Linked DNA regions of Homo sapiens: region 1 is linked to region 2. The links are chromatin loops, found by intact Hi-C in ENCODE. Cell type or tissue: A673. All regions are shown on one strand. Each heading gives the region's core, and the rest is flanking DNA. Links, peaks and the distances in the headings are about the cores only.

Region 1 (12,164 bases), core at 2,217-10,216, 420 kb after region 2:
TGTGGGAAACCGGCACCATACCGTCCCTGGCATGGGCGCAGCCAGCCCTGCGTGCAGCCAGCCCTGTGTGCAGTTCCTCACCTGTGTAACCTTGGGTAGCCCTGCTGCACCTGAACTTCCTCACTCACAGGTCCCCCAGCCGCCTCCAAGTGTTCAAAATGCCCAGAACTCTGCACTGCCCTCCTCACACCTGCTCTTTCTCTTTCTTTCTTCTTTCCTTTTCTTTCTTTTTCTTTCTTTTTTTCTCTTTCTCCCTCTCTCTCTCTCTGCTGGAGTTTCACTTTTGTTGCCCAGGCTGGAGTGCAATGCCGCAACCCAGCTCACGGCAACCTCCGCCTTCTGGGTTCAAGCGATTCTCCTGCCTCAGCCTCCCGAGTAGCTGGGATTACAGGCATGCGTCACCATGCCCGGCTAGTTTTGTATTTTTAGTAGGGACAGGGTTTCTCCATGTTGGTCAGGCTGGTCTCAAACTCCCGACCTCAGTGGATCCGTCCACCTTGGCCTCCCAAAGTGCTGGGATTACAGGCATGAGCCACCTCGCCTTCTCTCCTCCCCTCCCCTCCCCTCCCCTCCCCTTTCCTCCCGTCCCCTCCCCCCTCCCCCCTCCTTCCCCTCCCCTCCCCTCTCCTCCCCTCCCCTCCCTTCTCTCCTTCCCTCTCTCCTTTCTTCCTTTCTTCTTTTCTTCTTTCTCTCTCTCTCTCCCTTTTTCTCTTTCTCTCCTTTTTTCTTCTGAGACAGAATCTCGCTCTGTCGCCCAGGCTGGAGTGCAGTCACTCAATCTCGGCTCACTGCAACCTCTGCCTCCTGGGTTCAAACGATTACTCCTGCCCCGGCCTCCTGAGTAGCTGGAATTACAGGCGCCCGCCACCACACTCGGCTAATTTTTGTATTTTTAGTAGAGACGGGGTTTTGCCATGTTGGCCAGGCTGGTCTCAAGCGATCCGCCTGCCTCGGCCTTCCAAAGTGCTGGGATTACAGGCGTGAGCCACCGCGCCCAGCCATAGTTTTTCAATCTAAGCTCTATTGACTTTTCAGAGGGAGGATCATGTGCTGTGGGGGCTGTCCTGTGCATTGTAGGGGGTTTAGCAACATCTCTGGCCTCTACTCATTAGATGCCAGTAGCACCCCCACTCCAGTGGTAACAACCACAAATGACTCCAGACATTGCCAAATATCCCCTGAGATGGCATAACTACCCCTGGTTGAGAACCACTCGGTTAGGGTGACCAGCTGGGATGGCGAGGCATCCTCAGACTAGCAAATGGGAAGCCAGGGCAGCCCTTAGTCCTAACAGGGCAAGTGCAGAAACTGCCTTTCAGACCCCAGGGAGTGTTGGAGCCATGGAAGAGGGTCCACATGACAGGAGCTGTGGCCATAGAGGGTGCAGAGCGCAGCCAGTGCCAAACCCAGCCCGGCAGGGAGGGAGCAGGCGGAGGGATACTGCCACTTCCCCTCCTTCCCGCCCCATCTCCTGTGGGTTCCTTCCCCCAATGTAACCAACCTAATCCAGAACACAGGGCAGCTAGGGCTGCCTCCTGGTTGCAGAGCAGCGGGAAGAAGGGAAGAGAGTGGATCTGGGGGAAACGGGGAATTAACCAGCGCAGAGGCCATTGTGGCCATCCCAGTTGGGGTGCTGGTGGCTGGGACAAAGGTGGTGGTGGAGAATGGACAGAAGTGGTTGAATTCCAGGATATCTGGGAGGACTCCATGGATGATCAGCATGGGCAGTCAATAAAAGGAAGGAGTTGAGGACAAGGTGTTTAGGTTTCTGGTTTGGGCAGCTGGGCTGATGATGGTGCCGTCTTTAGAAATGAAGGAGACAGAAAAAGGAGGCCAGGCGCGGTGGCTCACGCCTGTAATCCCAGCACTTTGGAAGGCCGAGGTGAGTGGGTCGCTTGAAACCAGCCTAGCCAATATGGCGAAACCTTGTCTCCACTAAAAATACAAAAATTAGCCGGGCGTGGTGGAGGGCGCCTACAATCCCAGCACCTTGGGAGGCTTAGGTAGTAGAATCGCTTGAACCTGGGAGGCAGAGGTTGCAGTAAGCCGAGATTGTGCCACTGTACTCCAGCCTGGGTGACGGAGGGAGACCCTGCAACCCTGCTCACCCCACTGTAGACTGCACCTCCATGAACCCTTCTCCGGTCACCTTTTGAGCTTGCCTCTCTTGCTTGCCAGCACTCTAATTGACAAGAGTGCTTCTGCGCCGGGTGCAGGGGCTCGTGCCTGTAATCCCAACACTTTGGGAGGCCCAGGAGGGAGGATGGCTTGAAGCCAGATCGAGACCAGCCTGGGCAACACAGTGAGACCCCTTCCTTACCAAAAACAAAAAATCAGCTGGGGGTGGTGGTACACACCTGTAGTCCCAGCTATTCAGCAGGCTGAGGTGGGAGGATTGCTTGAATCCAGGAGGTCAAGGCTGCAGTGAACTGTGATTATACCACTGCACTCAGCCTAGTAGATGGAGTGAGACCTTGTCCCAGAAAAACAACAAATAGGCTGGGTGCAGTGGCTCACACCTGTACTCCCAGCACTTTGGGAGGCTGAGGTGGGCAGATCACCTGAGTTCAGGAGTTTGAGACCAGTCTGGTCAACATAGTGAAACCCAGTACCTAATTAAAAAATACAAAAATCTGCCAGCATGGTAGCTCACACCTGTAATCCCAGCACTTTGGGAGGCCGAGGTGGGTGGATCACCTGAGGTCAGGAGATTGAGATCAGCCTAACCAACATGGTAAAACCCCGTCTCTACTAAAATACAAAAATTAGCCAGGTGTGGTGGCAGGTGCCTGTAATCCCAGCTACTCAGGAGGCTGAGGCAGGAGAATCGCCTGAACCCGGGAGGTGGAGGTTTCAGTGAGCTGAGATCATGCCGCTGTACTCCAGCCTGGGCGACAGAGCGAGACTCGGTCTCAAAAAAAAGAAAAAAAAAAAGAAAAAGAAAGAAAGAAAAGAAAAGAAAGAAAGACAGAAAAGATAAAGCATTGGGGGGTGCAGGGCTGCAATTCTAAGGAGGATGCAGTCCCCTTCAGGGCTGGCATCTCTGACAGGCTGACATGTGGGTGATGCCTGAAGGACGTGAGGGAGCCGAGAGAAATCTAGGGGAATGGCATGCCAGGCAGAGGGCACAGCAAGTGCAGAGGCTCTGAGGAAACGTGGTTTGATTTGGAGTGAAACTTCAGCGTTTTACCTGGCACATGGTAACTGCTTAATTTGTTCAAGTCCTACTAATTATCTTTTTTTTTTTTTTGAGATGGAATTTTGCTCGTCACCCAGGCTGGACTGCAGTGGTGGGATCTCGACTTGCTGCAACCTCCACCTCCCAGGTTCAAGGATTCTCCTGCTTCAGCCTCCGGAGTAGCTAGGGTTACAGGCGCCCTCTACCATGCCCCACTATCTTTTGTATTTTTAGTAGACATGGGTTTTCACCTTGTTGGCCAGGCTGGTTTTGAACTCCTGGCCTCAAGTGACCGGCCCGCCTCGGCCTCCCAAACTGCTGAGATTACAGTCTTGAGTCACTGCGCCCAGTCTATCATTCTTGTAATTAGTGGGCATCGTCTTCCTGGAGTGCCTGGGTCGTCAGGTTCCTGGAGGACACACAGAGGTCTCAGCGCCCTGCCCTGTCAGCTGTGGGCTGGCCGTGGTTTACCGGATGGACAACAGTGGGGACAGAAGTTGGAACGGAGCCCAGGCATTCCTGACCCGCCCCGCCCCTCTCAGATTCCTCCCCGGCCCGCCACACCCCTGCCGCTTGCTGGGCAGTGGGTACAGGGAATGCAGGGGTGGCTTCCCACCCCACCTCTAACTTGGAGAGGGCCTAATACCAAGCGAGGACAAGGCTGGCAGTGACCACCTGGCGATCCCCAACTGCACTGCAGGCTCAGCGCTAAACACTGAGTGCTTTTCCACCATCGCCTCCTAGGGGTCTCCTTTCAGCCCACTGAGAGGCCAGGGTGGTGAGTCACTCCCACATCTGCAGCCTTTAGGGGCTGCTGTCTTAGCCACCGCCCTACCAGACTACAGGGCGCTCTCAGACAGGCTCCCCGGTTCCCCGAGAGAGGAATCTCCTAGCTCCCGCCTGCCAGCTCTGCAGCTGCCCACAGGCCCCGACAGGCCCTGCCGCATCCTCAGGGACTGAGGATACAGCAGAGGAGGAACCAGGTTCTGCCAGCCCCGGGATGGAGCTGAGTCAGGCCTTTTTCAGGGCTCCTGGGACTGGGCCTTGCCCTGAACTCAGCCTCCAGCCCAGGCGTGAAGGAGGACACCCAGGACTGGGCGCCTTGGCCCCCCGCTCCTTACCTGTCCAACCTCATCTCTGCACACACTCTCGACCCATCTCAACCCGTCCCTCTGCTCCAGCCACACTGGCCTCCCTGCTAAACCCTGCTGAAACCTGCTAAACCCTTAGCCCTTGCCATTCCTTTTATGTAGACAGGACACTGCATACTTGCTCCCTGATAGCCTCCAGTCTTTGTCCAAATGCCACCTTCCCAGCAGTGCCTTCCCTGGCTCCTAGAACTGAGCCCTACCCCCAGGCCCTTCCTCCCTAGGCCCCATCCCAGCTCCATTTTCCTCCATGCTTCACTTTTACTAGACCACGTATTTTACTGATTTGTCTTGTTTATGGACTGTTTCTCATTGAAAACTCCCTTAGACTGGGCAGCAAGGGCCTCTACCCTGCCCTTCTGCCCCTCCTCATAGAGCTAAGGAAATGTGACTACTGGCCGGGCACAGTGGCTCACGCCTGTAATCCCAGAACTTTGTGAGGCTGAGGCAGGCGGATCATTTGAGGTCAAGAGTTCGAGACCAGCCTGACCAACATGGCGAAATCCTATCTCTACCAAAAAATACAAAGATTAGCTGGGTGTGGTGTTGTGCACCTGTAGTCCCAGCTACTCAGGAGGCTGAGGCACGAGAATCGCTTGAACCTGGGAGGCGGAGATTGCTGTGAGCCAAGATTACACCACTGCACTCCAGCCTAGGCAACAGAGTGAGACTCTGTCTCAAAAAAAAAAAAAAAAAAAAAAAAAAGGAAATGTGACTACTAGAACCAGCATCTTTGTCCCTCAGGCCTTCCCCAGTTCTGTCCCCAGGCAGCCAGCACAGCCCAGGTGTGTACTCCAAGGCCCATGGGGTGGTCAATGGAATGCTGTGCTGGGGGACAGTGGAGGGAGCTGGGACACATGGGTTGGGGTGCCACACAAGGAGCCTGGTGGTGCTGGATGGTGCTTGGGCTGGGTAGAGCAGGGCACTGGCCGCTGCTCCTGGGCTGGGACTCACCCTCCCCACGGAGGCACACTCTAGCCCAGTATTCTAGGTGTCTGTGAATTCAGATTTAAATCTGGCTCTCCCAATCACTGTGAGGATACACCTGTCCAAGTAGAAAGATAGAGTATCTTTTACTTAGGAGTTTGTGATGTCGATCTTGACACATTTGGTATGTGGGCCCTACACATATATCTACCTGCAGCCCCCATGTTAGTGCTGGGCTCTTTTTTTTTTTTTTTTTTTGAGACGGAGTCTTGCTCTGTTCCCCAGGCTGGAGTGCAGTGGCATGATCTCGGCTCACTGCAAGCTCTGCCTCCCAGGTTCATGCCATTCTCCTGCCTCAGCCTCCCGAGTAGCTGGGACTACAGGCACGTGCCACCACGCCGCGCTAATGTTTTGTATTTTTAGTAGAGATGGGGTTTCACCGTGTTGGCCAGAATGGTCTCGATCTCTTGACCTCGTGATCCACCTGCCTTGGCCTCCCAAAGTGCTGGGATTACAGGCGTGAGCCACCGCGCCCGGCTCACTGGGCTTTTTTACTGTTTTCTGCATTGCTATAACCCTAGCACCAAGAACAGTGTCTTGGGGCTGGGCACGGCGGCTCACGCCTGTAATCCCAGCAGTTTGGGAGGCCGAGGCAGGTGGATCACCTGAGGTCAGGAATTCAAGACCAACCTGGCCAACATAGTGAAACTCCGTCTCTACTAAAAATACAAAAGTTAGCCAGGCATGGTGGCATGCGCCTGTAATCCCAGCTACTCGGGAGGCTGAGGCAGGAGGATCACTTGAACTCGGGAGGTGGAGGTTTGCAGTGAGCCAAGATCGCGTCACTGCACTCCAGCCTGGGGGATAGAGCGAGACTGTATCTCCAAAAAAAAACCAGTGTCTTGCACAGAACAGGTGCTCAATGAAGTTGTTAAACGAATGAATAAAAAAGCCTTAGATGATGCCACATACTCAAGGGGACCCCAGAAGTGGCTGGGAATGCTGTGGCTTTTGTGCTTCAGGGCTACAGAGTCTCAGAGTCAGTGAGGCCAACTCCACCTTGCAGGAAGCCATAAGCATTACCTGAAGGGCACCTTCTACGGCCTGCCTGCCCCACGGCCCCATCTGCAACTGGAGTTTATATCCTTAATTGTAAAAAGAGCCCACCTGGCAATCAAGGAGATCTAGACCCCAAAACTGTCTCTGCTGCTTCCTGATCGTATGTGGCCATTAACCTCTCTCTCATTTTTTCGTTTTTTTTGAGGCAGGGTCTTGTTCTGTCACCCAGGCTGGAGTGCAGTGGTGTAATCACGGCTCACTGCAGCCTTGACCTCCTAGGCTCAAGGGATCCTCCTCCTCAGCCTCCCGAGTAGCTGGGACCACAGGTGTGTGTCACCACACTCAGATGAATCAAAAAAAATTGTTTTTTAATAGAGATGGGGTCTCACTATGTTGCCCAGGCTGGTCTGGAACTCCTGGGCTCAAATGATTTTTCCCACCTTGGCCTTCCAAAGTGCTGGGATTACAGGTGTGAGCCATCACGCCTGGCTGCAATTTCCTTTAAATAAAAGGGAACCATCGAAACTCTCCCCAGGGTTGTGAGGCGGGAGAACATGTAACTGACTCCATATTGACTGTCTTCATCAGTGTCCAAGGCCGTTCCGGCCACCCAGCTGACTCCCTGTGTGGCATGTGGCAGCCAGTGCCACTGTTCCCTTCCTCTCTCCCTCCCTCCCTGCAGACCTGGCGCTTGGGCTGGGAGTTCTATGCGCTGTGGTGGTGGTTTGAGTGAATGGTGCCCTCTGCTGGGCGTGGGGAAAGAGCCTTCAGGGAAATCATACCTGACACAGGCACTCCCTGCAGGTTGGGGAATCTCAGGGAATTCCTCCTGCTGGGAAGTGCAGTTTCCACCAAGGGAGCGCTAGCAGGCCTTGTGAGTCCCTACACTACCACAACAGTAGTGACAACACACAGTATCCTGTGCGCCAGGCACCCTTCCAAGCCCTTACAGATATTAACCCTTTTTTTTTTTTTTTGAGACGAAGTCTCGCTCTGTGGCCCAGGCGGGAGTGCAGTGGCGCAATCTCGGCTCACTGCAAGCTCTGCCTCCCGGGTTCACGCCATTCTCCTGCCTCAGCCTCCTGAGTAGCTGGGACTACAGGCGCCCGCCACCACGCCCGGCTAATTTTTTTGTATTTTTAGTAGAGACGGGGTTTCACCGTGTTAGCCAGGATGGTCTCGATCTCCTGACCTCGTGATCCGCCCGCCTCGGCCTCCCAAATTGCTGGGATTACAAGCGTGAGCCACCGCGCCCGGCCAATATTAACTCTTTTACTCGCCCATTTTATTATTTATTAATTATGATTATTATTATTTGAGACGGAGTCTCGCTCTGTTGCCTAGGCTGGAGTGCAGTGGCACGATCTCGGCTCACTGCAACCTCTGCCTCCCAGGTTCAAGAGATTCTCCTGCCTCAGCCTCCCAAGTAGCTGGGATTACAGGCACGCACCACCATGCCCAGCTAATTTTTAAATTTTTAGTAGAGATGGGGTTTCGCCATGTTGGGCAGGGTGGTCTCAAACTCCTGACCTCAGGTGTTCCACCCGCCTCGGCCTCCCAAAGTGCTGGGATTACAGGTGTGAGCCACCATGCCCAGCCTACTCCCCCATTTTAGATGAGAAAACGGAGACAGAGAGGTTATGTGGTTTGTCCAGGGCCTCATGCCTAGAAGTGCCGGGATTTGAACTTGTACTCTGCTGGGGGGATTGTTTTAACGGGAGGCCAGAAGGTGGGTTCTGCCTTTAGCCTGGAGGGAGTCGTTCCCTGGAGCTCTCCAGCAAGCTTCGAACTGGACACACAGGGTGTGGGCTGTAAAAGGGGCTTCCCAGGGTGACTGCTCCCACACTTTCAATGGCAGGCCCATCGCCTCAGGGCCCTTTCCTGAGTGGCCACCCCCCAGCAGTCCCCGGGCTGGGTCTTCTCCCTGAGTCCCTTTGTGGGCCCGGAAGTGAGTGAGTGAGGTCCATGCCTAGAAATGGGGGGCCGGGAATTCGGGGCCCCAGCTCCTCACCAACTGTCTAGGAATGAGAGCATGCCACCCTCCTCAGGCCTCTCTAGGGACTGGGAAAGCGCACTGTGGGGACAGGGCCTATCTGTAGCCCCTTTAGTCCCTTTGGGAAGAAAAAAAGATCGTTGGGTCAGTGACGAGGGAAAAGGCATGGTATGAAGTGAGGCCTGGCCGCTGGCCCATCTCTGTCCCCACTGGAGGGGCCATAGGGAGTGCCATCTTTTGAGCCTCTTTTTCCATCTGTAAAATGTCAGGGAGGGATTGGGGCACTTTTCAAAATGCTCTGGATTTGGGGGTTCATAAGAATACAAGCTGGGAGGATGAGGCTAGAGAGAAGGCTCTCTGGGTACCCCTGACCCCTTCTTCCAGTAAGCCTCCACTTTTTTTTTTTGAGATGGAGTCATGCTCTGTTGCCCAGGCTAGAGTGCAATGGCGTGATCTCGGCTCACTGAAACCTCTGCTTCCTGGGCTCAAGCGATTCTCCTCCCTCAGCCTCCCGAGTAGCTGGGATAACAGGCATGCCCCACCACACCCGGCTAATTTTTATATTTTTAGTAGAGACGGGGTTTCACCATGTTGGCCAGGCTGGTCTCAAACTCCTGACCTCAGGTGATCCTCCTGCCTTGGCTTCCCAAAGAGCTGGGATTACAGGTGTGAGCCACACCTGGCCAAAGCTCCACTTTTCTTTTCTGTTGGACTTGGATTCTGGGACTTTGCCTTTTAAAAGTCTGGGAGAAAAGATCACTTAATAGAATGAGTGCCAGGGGTGCTTTCAAGGGCCAGTCATCCAAGAGTGAACCCCACATTCAAGGAAGCCCTGATCTCAACCGGGACCACGATCCCCATCTCCTGCCCCCGACCCCACCGTAGAATGCAGGACTGGCTTTGAAGCATCTGCACAAGTGGATGCTGCAAGTTGTTTGACATTGTTAAGGGCAAAAAATTAGAATGACCAATATCTATGGATTGTGGTGACATTAAATAACACATCCAAACTGGATGTGTTGGGGACAGTAAGTCAATATGCCATGTTATGAAAAGGTATAATGCAAAGCATGTGTGTAGGCTGGGCACAGTGGCTCACGCCTATAATCCCAGCACTTTGGGAGGCCGAGGTGGGCAGATCACTCGTCGAGGTCAGAAGTTCGAGACCAGCCTGGCCAACATGGTGAAACCCCGTGTCTACCAAATATACCTATCTATAGATATATCTATAGATATATATATTTTTTAGATGGAGTTTCACTCTTGTTGCCCAGGCTGGAGTGCAATGGCACAATCTTGGTTCACTGCAACCTCCGCCTCCCGGGTTCAAGTGACTCTCCTGCCTCAGCCTCCCAAGTAGCGGGGACTACAGGCGTAGGCCACCACACCCAGCTAATTTTTGTATTTTTAGTAGAGACGAGATTTCACCATCTTGGCCAGGCTGGTCTCGAACTCCTGACCTCATAATCCGCCCGCCTCAGCCTCCCAAAGTGCTGGGATTGCAGGCGTGAGTCACCGCGCCCGGCCCAAAAATATTTTTTAACTAAAATACAAAAGAATAGCTGGGCATAGTGGCAGGCGCCTGTAATCCCAGCTACTTGGGAGGCTGAGGCAGGAGAATCACTTGAACTTGGGAGGTGGAGGTTGCAGTGAGCTGAGATCGTGCCACTGCACTCTAGCCCCGGGGGGAGAGTGAGACTCTGTCTCAAAAAAAAAAAAAAAAAAATTGTGTGTAATGCACAGGAGAAACAGATCCTGGAAGGAGGCACACCAAAGTGTTGAAACACAAAATTCAAAGGACCGATGGTCCTCATCATGGCCAGCACATCAGTTGTTTCTGGTTAGTGTCCACTCTGCGTGGTTAGCGCTGGTGTCTTACCAATGCAAATGTTTTTACTTATTACAGGCACTAAGGATCAGAGTCCTAAGCTTCTGTTTTGCAGATGAGAAGCAGGCCCAGAGTGAGAGAGTGACTTAATATTGTCCCCATCACAGAGCCCAGGCTCTGATTCTTTCTAAACCTCTCGGGGGCTGGTGACTGGTTCCATTGCCAGGGGACTCTACATCCATCCACCGAGGCCAGTTGAGGCTGGGAAAGGCTGTTTTTCCTCCAAATATCTCAGGGGAGGAAGGCCAGCCTAAACAGGGGCTGCTTGGTTTCATGATTAGCCTCTGCTGAAGATAGAGTTTCTGATTTATCCAGGCTTCTCTGAAGGGAGTTGAAGATAACGGGCAGCAGGTGTTTGCTAGCAGAGACACCCAATCCTCCCACACTCCCTGTCAGCAAAGACAGCCCTGGCAGAGGGGAATCTGAGGCCCCAGCTCAGTGGGAGAGGCAGGAGGCGGCTTTGTCCTGAGGGTGCCATGGACCAAGGACAGGTGAGCTTTCTCATCCGACTTCATACCCTTTTGTTGTTGAGATAGGGTCTCACTCTGTCGCCTGGGCTGGAGTGCAGTGGCGTGATCTCGGCTCACTGCAACCTCCACCTCCCGGATTCATGAGATTCTTGTGCCTCAGTTTCCCAAGTAGCTGGGATTATAGGCGCCACACCCAGCTAATTTTTGTATTTTTAGTACAAAAATGTGTGTGTAGGCCGGGCACGGTGGCTCACGCCTATAACTCTGCACTTTGGGAGGCCGAGGCGGGCGGATCAGGCCAGGCTGGTCTCGAACCCCTGACCTCAAGTGATCCACCCACCTCAGCCTCTTAAAGTGTTGGAATTACAGGCGTGAGCCATGGTGCCCAGCCCCAACTTCATTTCCTTTTGGTTTCTCCATCCAAAGTCTGAGGCTTCAGGCTCCTTGGCCTCATCCTTCAGAGTCTTGGCAGCAAACCTGAGTGTGCAGGAGCATCCCACGGAGGGCTTGTCAACCCACAGCAGGGCCCTGCCTAGAGGTTCCGATTCAGCAGGTGGCACCGATAACTCCGGTTCAGGGTCTGTGCTTTGAGCAGAGACGCTTTACAGAATTAGTCATCCTCATGGAAGGAAATGTTTATTTCAACATCAGCAATTTCCTCAGCTTCACTTCAGATTCTTTTGGCTAATTGCAAAGATGACTTTGAACTTCACGTTAACAAGGGCACAAACAGAATTGTTCTATCACTGCTGCCTATTCCTGATTCCTGCATTTATGCCCTGGTATTGTCAGGAATGTTCCAATTTCACTGACATCTTGGGTAGGTTCTCTTAATTTTGTTTTGCTTGATTTCGATGATGACCAGATGTCATTTAAAAAAACAAATACAATGTGGCCATTCTTTAAAGGAGAAAGTCCCCTCAGAGGGTGATTGTGAGGATTTAGAGGAAATAATCGAAGTCCTGTCTGGCCTTTAAAAGTACTGAATAAATGGTAGCTGTTACCAACTAACAGATTGCATGGACCATGTGCCAGATATTAATTCACTTAATCTCCACAAAAACTCCCCATTTTGTAAATGTAAAATCTGAGGCAACTGGAGGTTAAATGATGTGCCAGCGCTGGGCGCGGTGGCTCAAGCCTGTAATCCTAGCACTTTGGGAGGCCGACGTGGGCGGATCACGAGGTCAGGAGATCGAGACATCCTGGCTAACACAGTGAAACCCCGTCTCTACTAAAAAAACACACACACTCAAAAAAAATTAGCTGGGCATAGTGGCAGGCACCTGTAGTCCCAGCTACTCGGGAGGCTGAGGCAGGAGAATGGCGTGAACCCAGGAGGCAGAGCTTGCAGTGAGCCAAGATCACACCACTGCACTCCAGCCTGGGCGACAGAACGAGACTCCGTCTCAAAAAAAAAAAAAAAAATGTGCTAGCAAGTAGCAGAGCTGGCTGTTCCCCAACCCCTGCCTTTCAACAGGGACCCCTCCAGCATAGAAGA
Region 2 (9,845 bases), core at 208-8,207:
TGTATTGTTTAGTTCATTTAGCTGCGTGAAGGCCCATAAAGATCAAGTAGAAAACTTTTTTCCCTCCTCATGAGATTGGGGACAGGATACATAATTTATTGCAGGGAAAGGTTTGGTTTTCTTTATACCTTCTTATCTTTCCAAGGCTACACATGAGTTGTGGCCTGTGAGTCTGATACCACACTGTAATATAATGAATTTAAATCTTTTTGAAAAGCTACATCACAGAAGTCTCTCCCTGGCTCTGCAGTTAACCTTGTCAACCTAGAATTATTGTTCCTAACGAAAGACATGTTAGTCCTAGCCAAATCTGGGGTTGAACTCTGCTCTTAAGAGATAGTTAGCCGGGCGCTGTGGTTCACGCCTGTAATCCTGGCACTTTGGGAGGCCGAGGCGGGTGGATCATGAGGTCAGGAGTTCAAGACCAGCCTGACTAATAGGGTGAAACCCCATCTCTACTAAAAATACAAAAATCAGCAAGGCGCGGTGGCAGGTGCCTGTAATTCCAGTTACTCGGGAGGCTGAGGCAGGAGAATCCCCTGATCCTGGGCAGCGGAGGTTGCAGTGAGCCGAGATTGCGCCACTGCACTCCAGCCTGAGTGACAGAGTGAGACTCTGTCTCAAAAAAAGAAGAAAGAGAAATTTGGCCGGGCACGGTGGTTCACGCCTGTAATCCCAACACTTTGGAAGGCCAAGGTGGGCAGATCACTTGAGGTCAGGAGTTCGAGACTAGCCTGGCCAAGATGGTGAAACCCTGTCTCTACTAAAAATACAAAAAGTTGCCGGGTGTGGTGGCGGGCGCCTGTAGTCCCAGCTACTTGGGAGGCTGAGGCAGGAGAATCACTTGAACCTGGGAGACAGAGGTTGCAATGAGCTGAGATCGAGCCACTGCACTCCAGCCTGGGCAACAGAGGGAGACACTGTCTCACAAAAAAAAAAAAAAAAAAAAAAAAGTTGCCGGGAGAGCTCTTCCACTGACTCTCTTTTAGTTTCTTGACTTCATGTATAGCGTATTCATCAAATCGTGCCTTCAGATGCTCTTGATAGAGCTGCAATTTCTAAACAAGCCCCATCTTAGAACAAACAACTAGAAATTGCTCTAGTCGTCTTTCAGTGTTGCTGGAATGAATTGAGACTGAAGACTTAGACATATTCTTCTTATACAGATAATTTCCATTGTTATGCTTGTGATTTCTAATAGGGATTTATTTGTATTGTACTTCTTCCCCACCTCTTTTTTCTACTCACTCTGTCTACTCTCAAGGGGATGGGGGCACATTGGGTTGCATGTTCTCATATGCTTTTTTTTTTTTTTGAGACGGAGTTTTGCTCTTTGTTGCCCAGGCTGGAGTGTGGTGGCGCAATCTCAGCTCACTGCAGCCTCCGCCTCCCAGGTTCAAGCAATTCTCCTGTCTCAGCCTCCCGAGTAGCTGGGATTACAGGCACCCGCCACCACGCGCGGCTAATTTTTGTATTTTTGGTAGAGATGGGGTTTCACTATGTTGGCCTCAAACTCCTGACTTCAGGTTATCTGCCCACCTTGGCCTCCCAAAGTGCTGAGATTACAGGCATGAGCCACCGCGCCCGGCCTCATACACTTTTTAATCAATTCTACACTGAATGAAATATATACTCCCTGCCACCTCCATCAGGTGTGTCCTCAGGGGAGTACTCAGGAATCCCTACCTACTGTGCCCTAGAAACAGTTGTGTGGAGTAGAATCTCAAGGAGCAAGAAAAGAAATAACAGAATTCAGGTGTTACAGGATATTTTAAGGTGCTAAAGTAGAATTTTAAAATTCACTAAAGGATGCCCTCCTCTACGTTCCTGACTAGTAGTAAATACACCCACGTGCGTATAAATTACCTAACTGTAGCCAGAGCAGTCTGTAAGTTCCTGTGAACTAAACTCTTAGAAGCTGGGCTCGAACTTCATTTCTACATACATCTGCAGCATCCCAATAGTTCTAGGATAAGACAAGTTTTTACCAGCCTGACTGAGCATGGTGGTAAGATGCTGAGGCCTGTGGGCCACAGAACTATTTGCAGGAGCATTGCTAGATGTCTGGTAATGCCATAGATGTACACAGGCAGAGCCTCCTGCATCAGTGTGTAAAGGTGTGCATTGTTATTGAGGCATGGGGGATTGGTATGCAAGTACAGCTGTGCCATCCCAGCAACCAAATGTGTTTTCGACACCATTGTTCTGAATTCCTGTTCAGAACAGGAGACTGTCCAGGAAATGGAGAATGCACTGAAAATATTTCGGCATTTTTCTCAAGCACATGGTCACAGTGCTTAACGATTGATTTTGGTTGTCAGGAAGTAGGCTCTGTCTCCTTCCCTGCCTTGATCTTCCTAGAATATACCGTGTACCTATGTGAACACCTTATTGCTTCTCTAAAACCACCTGTATTTTACTGTCACTTGTACCCATCCAGGAAAATATACTACATCATCTTCAAAAGCATATTTGCAAGAGCCCCTTCTCTGTGTGCATTATTGAGCCTTTTTTTGATTCGTGGCTAAAATGTACCATTCCTTAAATTGTCAAAATTATGGGTCAGAATGCTGATTTTCTTATCTCACTGTCTCAAAAAACTTAGTTCATCTCAATAGAACTTGGGGTCTTTAAAGCACCTCAGCAGATGTTATATTTGGTCTTTGCAATAGTTTCATAGGACATAATCTAGGTGTCATAGTCACAAAGTGACTTGTTCTTGACTACACAGTAAAGAGGTCCACACTTACAGGCAGGAGAGCTAAATTTAGGCCTTCTGATTTTAAATTGTTATCCTTCTTCAAGAAACCTTATAAAAGGATTTTTAAAGTGCTTTTAGTTCTGTTGAGAGTAGTGGTGGGGCCTCTTTTGGAAATGTTTGGGTTCTGAGCTTGGGTATTACCCCTTTTCCAGTGGTCCCACAATCTGTGCTGGTGCAGAAGGTCTGACTCAATTCAAGGATGCTCTCTTGATTCCATATTGCCCTTCTGACCAGCTATTGCATATACTCCATGCCTGCCTGATGCCTTGATTCTTTTTCGTTCTCATTAATACTTTTTTTCCTTTGGGAAGGCAGAATTGTGTAGTGATTATGAGTGTAGATAGTCAGATGGCCCAGATTTCTACTCTGTCACATAGCAGCTGTGTGTGTCCAACATACAAGCAAGTGACTTCATCTGTGTGTGCCTCAGTAGCCTGATCTGCAAAATAGGAATAAATACCTATATCATAGACTTGTGATGATGGTTGAATGAGAAACCACCAATATATATGCACAGTAAAAATTCCACAGTAAAAATTCAAAACATGTTAGCTGCTACTTATATTTGAATTTAAAAAGTCTAGTGAGTTGGCCGGGCGCAATGACTCAAGCCTGTAATCTCAGTACTTTTGGAGGGCAACGCGGGCGTATCACCTGAGGTTGGGAGTTCGAGACCAGCCTGACCAACATGGAGAAGCCCCGTCTCTATTAAAAATACAAAATTAGCCGGGCATGGTGGCACATGCCTATAATCCTAGCTACTCGGGAGGCTGAGGCATGAGAATTGCTTGAATTCGGGAGGTGGAGGTTGCGGTGAGCCGAGATCGCGCCATTGCACTCCAGCCTGGGCAACAGGAGCGAAACTCTGTCTCAAAAAAAGTCTAGTGAGTTGACCAATTTCATGTTCCCAAAGTGTTTGGTGCTCTAGGAGTAGAGTCATACTATAAGGCTGCAGATCCAAAAGGAAGATTAACATACCAGTAAAGAAATCTCAAGCTTGCACAGTGTCTCACGCCTGTAATCCCACCACTTTGGGAGGCTGATGTGGGAGGATCCCTGGAGCTCAGGAGTTTGGAACCAACCTGGGCAACATAGTAAGACCTGTCTCTTAAAGAAATCGGCTGGGGGTGGTGGCTCACTCCTGTAAACACAGTACTTTGGGAGGCTGAGGCGGGTGGATCACCTCAGGTCAGAAGTTCGAGACCAGCCTGGCGTGGTGGCGGGCGCCTGTAATCCCAGCTACTCAGGAGGCTGAGGCAAGAGAATCACTTGAAGCTGGAAGGTGAAGGTTGTGGTGAGCCGAGATCATGCCACTGCACTCCAGCCTGGGCAACAGAGTGAGAGTCCATCTCAAAAAAACAAAAAAAAAATCTGTTTAACATTTTAATCGGGTGTTTGCTAAGCTTGAGCACAATTATAATACCTATTAACTTTCCATACTACAGGTGGTAAACATTGAACTAATAACCTTCCACTAAACTGCATAATACATTGACAGTACTTAGCCAGAAGCTGTAGTTTTATCCCCGATCCTATCAGCCCCCCATGAATCTATGCATCACAGAAAGTGAAGCCAATTGTCTTTAGGCAAAAATGTCCAGTTCTTACAAAGTACTCCAAGTTTGCCACCAGGTGGTGCTGCTGTTGTATAAAATGAAAGCATATTATCCTTTTTTTTTTTTTCCCCTTTGAGACAGAGTCTTGCTCTTCTGTGTAGACTGGAGTGCAGTGGTGTGATCTCAGCTCACTGCAACCTTTATCTCCCAGGTTCCACTGAGTCTCATGCCTCAGCCTCCCAAGTAGCTGGAACTGCAGGCGTGCGCCACCACACCCAGCTAATTTTTTGTTTTTTTTTTTTTTTTTTTTTTAGTAGAGATGGGGTTTCATCATGTTGGCCAGGCTGGTCTCAAACTCCTGACCTCAGGTGATCCACCCACTTTGGTCTCCCAAAGTTCTGGAATTGCAGGCGTGAGCTACTGCTCCCGGCCAAAGTCTGTTATCTAATTATCTAAGATATTTTCATATCTAAGTGAAAGGTGGTGAAAGCTTTTGATAAGAATCACATCAGAAGTCAGCTTACCATTCACTAAAGATGTTGGAGGACTTTCTCAGTTCCCTTGGATTTATTGATTGATTGATTGATTTTTTGAGACAGTCTCACTCTGTCGCCCAGGGTGGAGCAATCTTGGCTCACCGTAACCTTTGCCTCCCAGGGTTCAAGTGATTCTCTTACCTCAGCCTGCCGAATAGCTGGGATTATGGGTGCCTGCCACCACACCCAGCTAATTTTTGTATTTTTAGTAGAGACTGGGTTTCACCGTGTTGGCCAGGGTGGTCTCGAACTCCTGACATCAAGTGACCCACCGCCTCAGCCTCCCAAAGTGCTGGGAACACAGGCCTGAGACACCGCGCCTGGCCCCCTTGGCTTTATTTTTAAAGGGAGACCCTTTGAACCTTGATAACCAAGGAGGTAGACTTGAAGCTTACATCATTACCAAAGAAAAAAGTAAAATCTTAAGAAACTCCATAGGCTTTTTTAAGAAACATGCAGAGTAGGAAATAGACTACCCTAGGCTGGGCACAGTGCCTCACATCTGTAATCCCAACACTTTGAGAAGCTGAGGTAGGAGGATCACTTAAGCCCGGGCAGTAAAGGCCTCAGTGAGCTATGATTTTGCTCACTCCATCTTGGGCAGCAGAGTGAGACCCTGTCTCAAAAGAAGAAAAAAGTAAGAGGCCGGGTGCAGTGGCTCAAGCCTATAATCCCAGCACTTTGAGAGGCCAAGGTGGGCGGATCATGAGGTCAAGAGATCAAGGCCGGGTGTGGTGGCTAATGCCTGTAATCCCAGCACTTTGGGAGGCTGAGGTGGGTGGATCACCTGAGGTCAGGAGTTTGAGACCAGCCTGGCTAACATGGTGAAACCCCATCTCTACTAAAAATAACAAAAATTAAGCCAGGTGCGGTGGTTCACGCCTGTAATCCCAGCACTTTGGGAGGCCAAAGTGGGTGGCCAACCTGAAGTCAGGAGTTCGAGACCAGCCTGGCCAACATGAAGAAACCTCGTCTCTACTAAAAATACAAAAATTAGCCAGGCATGGTGGTTGTGTGCCTGTAATCCCAGCTGCTCGGGAGGCTGAAGCACGAGAATCACTTGAACCTGGAAGGCAGAGGTTGCAGTGACCTGAGATCATGCCACTGCACTCCAGCCTGGGTGACACAGTGAGACTCCCTCCCAAAAAAAAAAAAAAAAAAATTAGCTGGGTATGGTGACATGCACCTGTAATCCCAGCTACTCAAGAGGCTGAGGCAGGAGAATCACTTGAACCCGGGAAGCAGAGGTTGCAGTGAGCCGAGATGGCGCCACTGCGCTCCAGATTTGGTGACAAAGTGAAACTTGGTCTCAAGAAAAAGAAAAAAAAAAAAAAAAGAATATCCTTAAGAAAGGCACATCAGCATAGTGAGCAAGAGTATGGTCTTTGCAATGTATGTCTTCGGTTCATATCATCTTTTCCTTAGTAGCTATGTGATCTTAATTAGTTTTGCACATACAGTTGACCATTGGTGATTTTAAGCAACCCTATCTCATATGTACAATATTGGTAAAAGAACAATTCCCACTTAGGGCATTGTTAGAGGAACAAGATAAAATGTGTCTAAAGGACTTAGAAAAGTACCTAGCACACAGTAAGTAATAAATATTAGTTGTCGGCCAGGCATGGTGGCTCACACCTGTAATCCCAGCACTTTGGGAGGCTGAGGCGGGTGAATCACGAGGTCAGGAGTTCAAGACCAGCCTGGCCAACATGGTGAAACCCCATCTCTAGGGCCGGGCGCGGTGGCTCACACCTGTAATCCCAGCACTTTGGGAGGCCAAGGTGGGTGGATCACGAGGTCAGGAGATCGAGACCATCCTGGCTAACATGGTGAAACCCCATCTCTACTAAAAATACAAAAAAAATTAGCCGGCCGTGGTGGCGGGCACCTGTAGTCCCAGCTACTCGGGAGGCTGAGGCAGGAGAATGGCATGAACCCCGGAGGCGGAGCTTGCAGTGAGCTGAGATCGTGCCATTGCACTCCAACCTGGGTGACAGAGTGAGACTCCGTCTCAAAAAAAAAAAAAACCCCATCTCTACTAAAAATACAAAAAGTTAGCTGGCCATAGTGGTGGGTGCCTGTATTCCCAGCTACTCGGGAGGCTGAGGCAGGAGAATCGATTGAACCCGGGAGGTGGAGGTTGCATTAGGTGTCATTATTAGTTGTTGTTGTTATTACCCTAAATCTCTTTTTTTCTCTCTACAGCTTGTTTTCACTTGCTTTTTAAAGACAGAAAGCTCATGGTGCAAATTGTTATTTCCAGGTAAGTACATTTTGAGATTTTAAAATTTGGCTTGAAATGATGAGGGCTATAGAGGTGTGCCATGTGTCTGGAAGAATCAGGGTCCTTAGGTGCATCTTGTACAAATCCTTGCATTCTGATCTCTAGTTCCATGCCTAGCACTGCCCAATTTCCCAAGAACTTGACATCCAACAAAGAGGTCCTTTGGGCCTCAAATGGTGGTGTGAGGACACTATTCATCCTTCACCCCTCAAAAATATTGTAACCGCCAGCCCTTTGCTTGCAGTGCGAGGGCTGGAGGCCTGGCAGAATGGGTGCTGATGGAGCTACAGGGGGAGATCGAGGCTCGCTACAGCACTGGATTAGCTGGAAACCTCCTGGGAGACCTACATTACACCACTGAGGTGAGGGGGCTTTTCTTTCCCTGCCTAATGCCTCAGGAAAGCAAGCTACACCAAGGTGGTGCTCCCAGGACCCAGAGTGAGGACTGCCTCAGGTTTGTTATTCAAGGCCTAGCTAATCTGCGATGCTCTCTGCTTGTTCTCCCCCTACCTCTGCAGTAGCAGGGAAATTTAATTTTGGGGAATCTGGAAAGCTCACATTTCTGAAAGTGGAAATTCTCCTATGTGGGGCTAGAAAGTAAAAAGGGCACATGGGTGGGTGGTCCAGTGTGGCTGCTCAACAATGGCAGAGCCAGACCAGGGATTGGAGGTGCCAGCATAGCCTGCCAAGAGCAGCTTTAGGAGGCGCCTGAGTGTTATGGCCTTGCCCCGGAACCTCAGGAATCTCGTTCTTGTTCTGCCAAAGGGAATCCCTGTGCTGATCGTGGGGCATCATATCCTGTATGGGAAAATCATCCACCTGGAGAAACCTTTTGCAGTCCTTGTCAAACACACTCCTGGGGATCAGGACTGTGATGAGCTTGGCCGCGAGACTGGCACCCGGTACCTGGTGACAGCACTCATCAAAGACAAGATCCTTTTCAAAACCCGCCCCAAGCCCATTATCACCAGCGTCCCCAAGAAAGTATGAAAGAACCTCGGATTTTCCCTAGAGAGCGGCCAACTCCTTGGACTCGTGCTCCGCTGCCACCTCGAGGACGGCTCGACGGTTCCCTGGGACCACAGGGGGGTCCTGTTCTGAACACAGGCCACCCACTGGGTGTGAACTCGGATCCCTTCCTTATGGCGGCCGGTTCTCTTGGTGGAAATCTGACCCCATTTCCAAGGAACCCATCTCCTTTTCCAGCTTCATCAGGCTCATTGGCTTCAAATCCAGCACCTTTCCCGGCTGGTGCTCGTGACCCAAGTATGGCTTCTTTTCCAAGAGGGATGAATCCCACTGGCACAGGTGCAGTTTCTTTCCCAAGGCCTGGTGGCCTCTTGGGGCCAGGCCCAGGCCCAGGCCCCACCCTAAACCCTAGGACAGGGGCTCTGCCAGGCCCAGGGCCTCTGTCTAACCCCAGGTTAGGGGGTCTCCCAGGACCAGGTCCTATGTCCAACCCAAGGGCAGGTGGTCTCCTGGGAGCAGGTCCTGACCCCAGAGGTGGTGGTCCCATGGGCCCTGGATCTGGACCTAACCTGAGAGCCGGTGTTCTGTTAACCTCTGGGAATGGTCCTCCCAATCCTAGGCCAGTTGGCCTGGGCCCAGGACCAAACCCCAATCTGAGATCAGGCTTTTTAGGGACAAACCCTGCCCCCAGGTCAGGTGTGTTTCCAGGCCCAGGCCTTGGGCCCAACCCAAGACCAAGTGGCCTGGGCCCAGGCCCTAATCTAGATGCCAGAGCAGGTGGCCTCTTGGGCACAGGATCTGGTCTTAACTTAAGAATGGCTGGACCTCAAGGCCTCGATCTTGCCCCCATTCTAAGAGCAGCAGGTCTTTTAGGAGCAAATTCAGCTTCTTTCTCACAGGCTTCTGGAAACATGGGCACAAGCCCATCCTCCATGGCAAGAGTACCTGGCCCCATGGGCCCAAACTCGGGTCCTAGCTCTCGGGGAATTGGCCTTCCAGGGCCAAATCCATCTCCCATGTCAAGGGCTCCTGGCCCCATAGGCCCTAATTCAGCTCATTTCTCAAGGCCAGTTGGCCCCATGGGGGTAAATGCCAATCCCTTTCCCAGGGGAGCAGGTTCATCTGCCTTTTCTCAGTCTTCTGGCACATTGGCATCAAACCCAGCTACCTTCCAAAGGTCCGCTGGCCTCCAGGGCTCAAATCCAACCATTTTCCCAAGAGCCTCTGGGCCACTTGGCCCCAACCCAGCTAACTTCCCAAGGGCCACTGGCCTGCAGGGTCCAAGTCCAACTACCTTCCCAAGGTCTACTGGCCCATTAGGCCCTGGTCAAGTTACTTTCCCCAGGCCAGCTGCCGGGCATCTGGGCCCTTCTCCAGCTGGCCCTGTGGGTATCAACCCAGCTCCTTTCACAAGGCCAACTGGGACCCTGGGTCTCAACCCAGCTTCCTTTCCAAGGATGAATGGCCCTGCAGGCAAGAGTTTCGTCCCATTTCCTAGAGTGGGGAGCCTCCCTGGCACAAACCCAGCTGCTTTCCCCAGACCAGGGGGTCCAATGGCTGCAATGTACCCAAATGGAATGTTGCCCCCTTAAACACCATTTTCCCTCCAGGACCACCTTGGTTTCTAGGCACTGTGGTTCTTGGCAGGGGCTGTCTTAGGTAAAAGGGTAGTTGTGGAGCTACAGTCTGAAGAACATAGCTTGGGCTCAAGTTCAAATGAGCCATCTTTTTCCTTT

Evidence for each region. Hi-C counts contacts between places; a loop is a spot of excess contacts. Peaks named below come from ENCODE experiments on the same cell type or tissue, not always from the same donor. Only the 100,000 strongest peaks of a DNase experiment are listed, where the experiment ranks them.
Region 1: it touches region 2 in a loop (10-fold over the local background); 29 of 110 quality-filtered maps call a loop at or near these places.

What each region holds. Positions count from the first base shown.
Region 1 is chr16:68,699,412-68,711,575 of GRCh38, reverse strand. It overlaps CDH3 (cadherin 3), which reads right to left. Exons shown (of 16, transcript NM_001793.6): 16 at 11,284-12,164. Among named protein-coding and RNA genes, the nearest start is that of CDH1, 32 kb to the left of the region's middle. RefSeq lists silencers at 1-116, 3,856-4,150, 6,936-7,230, enhancers at 1-206, 207-708, 3,638-3,782, 3,987-4,544, 7,710-8,210 and 1 more and cis regulatory regions at 3,710, 11,833. In A673, for the core only: a CTCF peak has its summit at 7,055 (motif pointing left); a DNase peak (open chromatin) is centred at 7,025.
Region 2 is chr16:69,118,710-69,128,554 of GRCh38, reverse strand. It overlaps DERPC (DERPC proline and glycine rich nuclear protein), which reads left to right. Exons shown (of 3, transcript NM_001002847.4): 2 at 7,062-7,119; 3 at 7,906-9,845. The coding sequence starts at 8,127. The coding sequence ends at 9,701. It overlaps CHTF8 (chromosome transmission fidelity factor 8), which reads left to right. Exons shown (of 4, transcript NM_001039690.5): 2 at 7,062-7,119; 3 at 7,385-7,502; 4 at 7,906-9,845. The coding sequence starts at 7,097. The coding sequence ends at 8,130. It also overlaps a transcript of HAS3 not described here. Among named protein-coding and RNA genes, the nearest start is that of CHTF8, 9.0 kb to the left of the region's middle. In A673, for the core only: a CTCF peak has its summit at 4,386 (motif pointing right); a DNase peak (open chromatin) is centred at 4,404.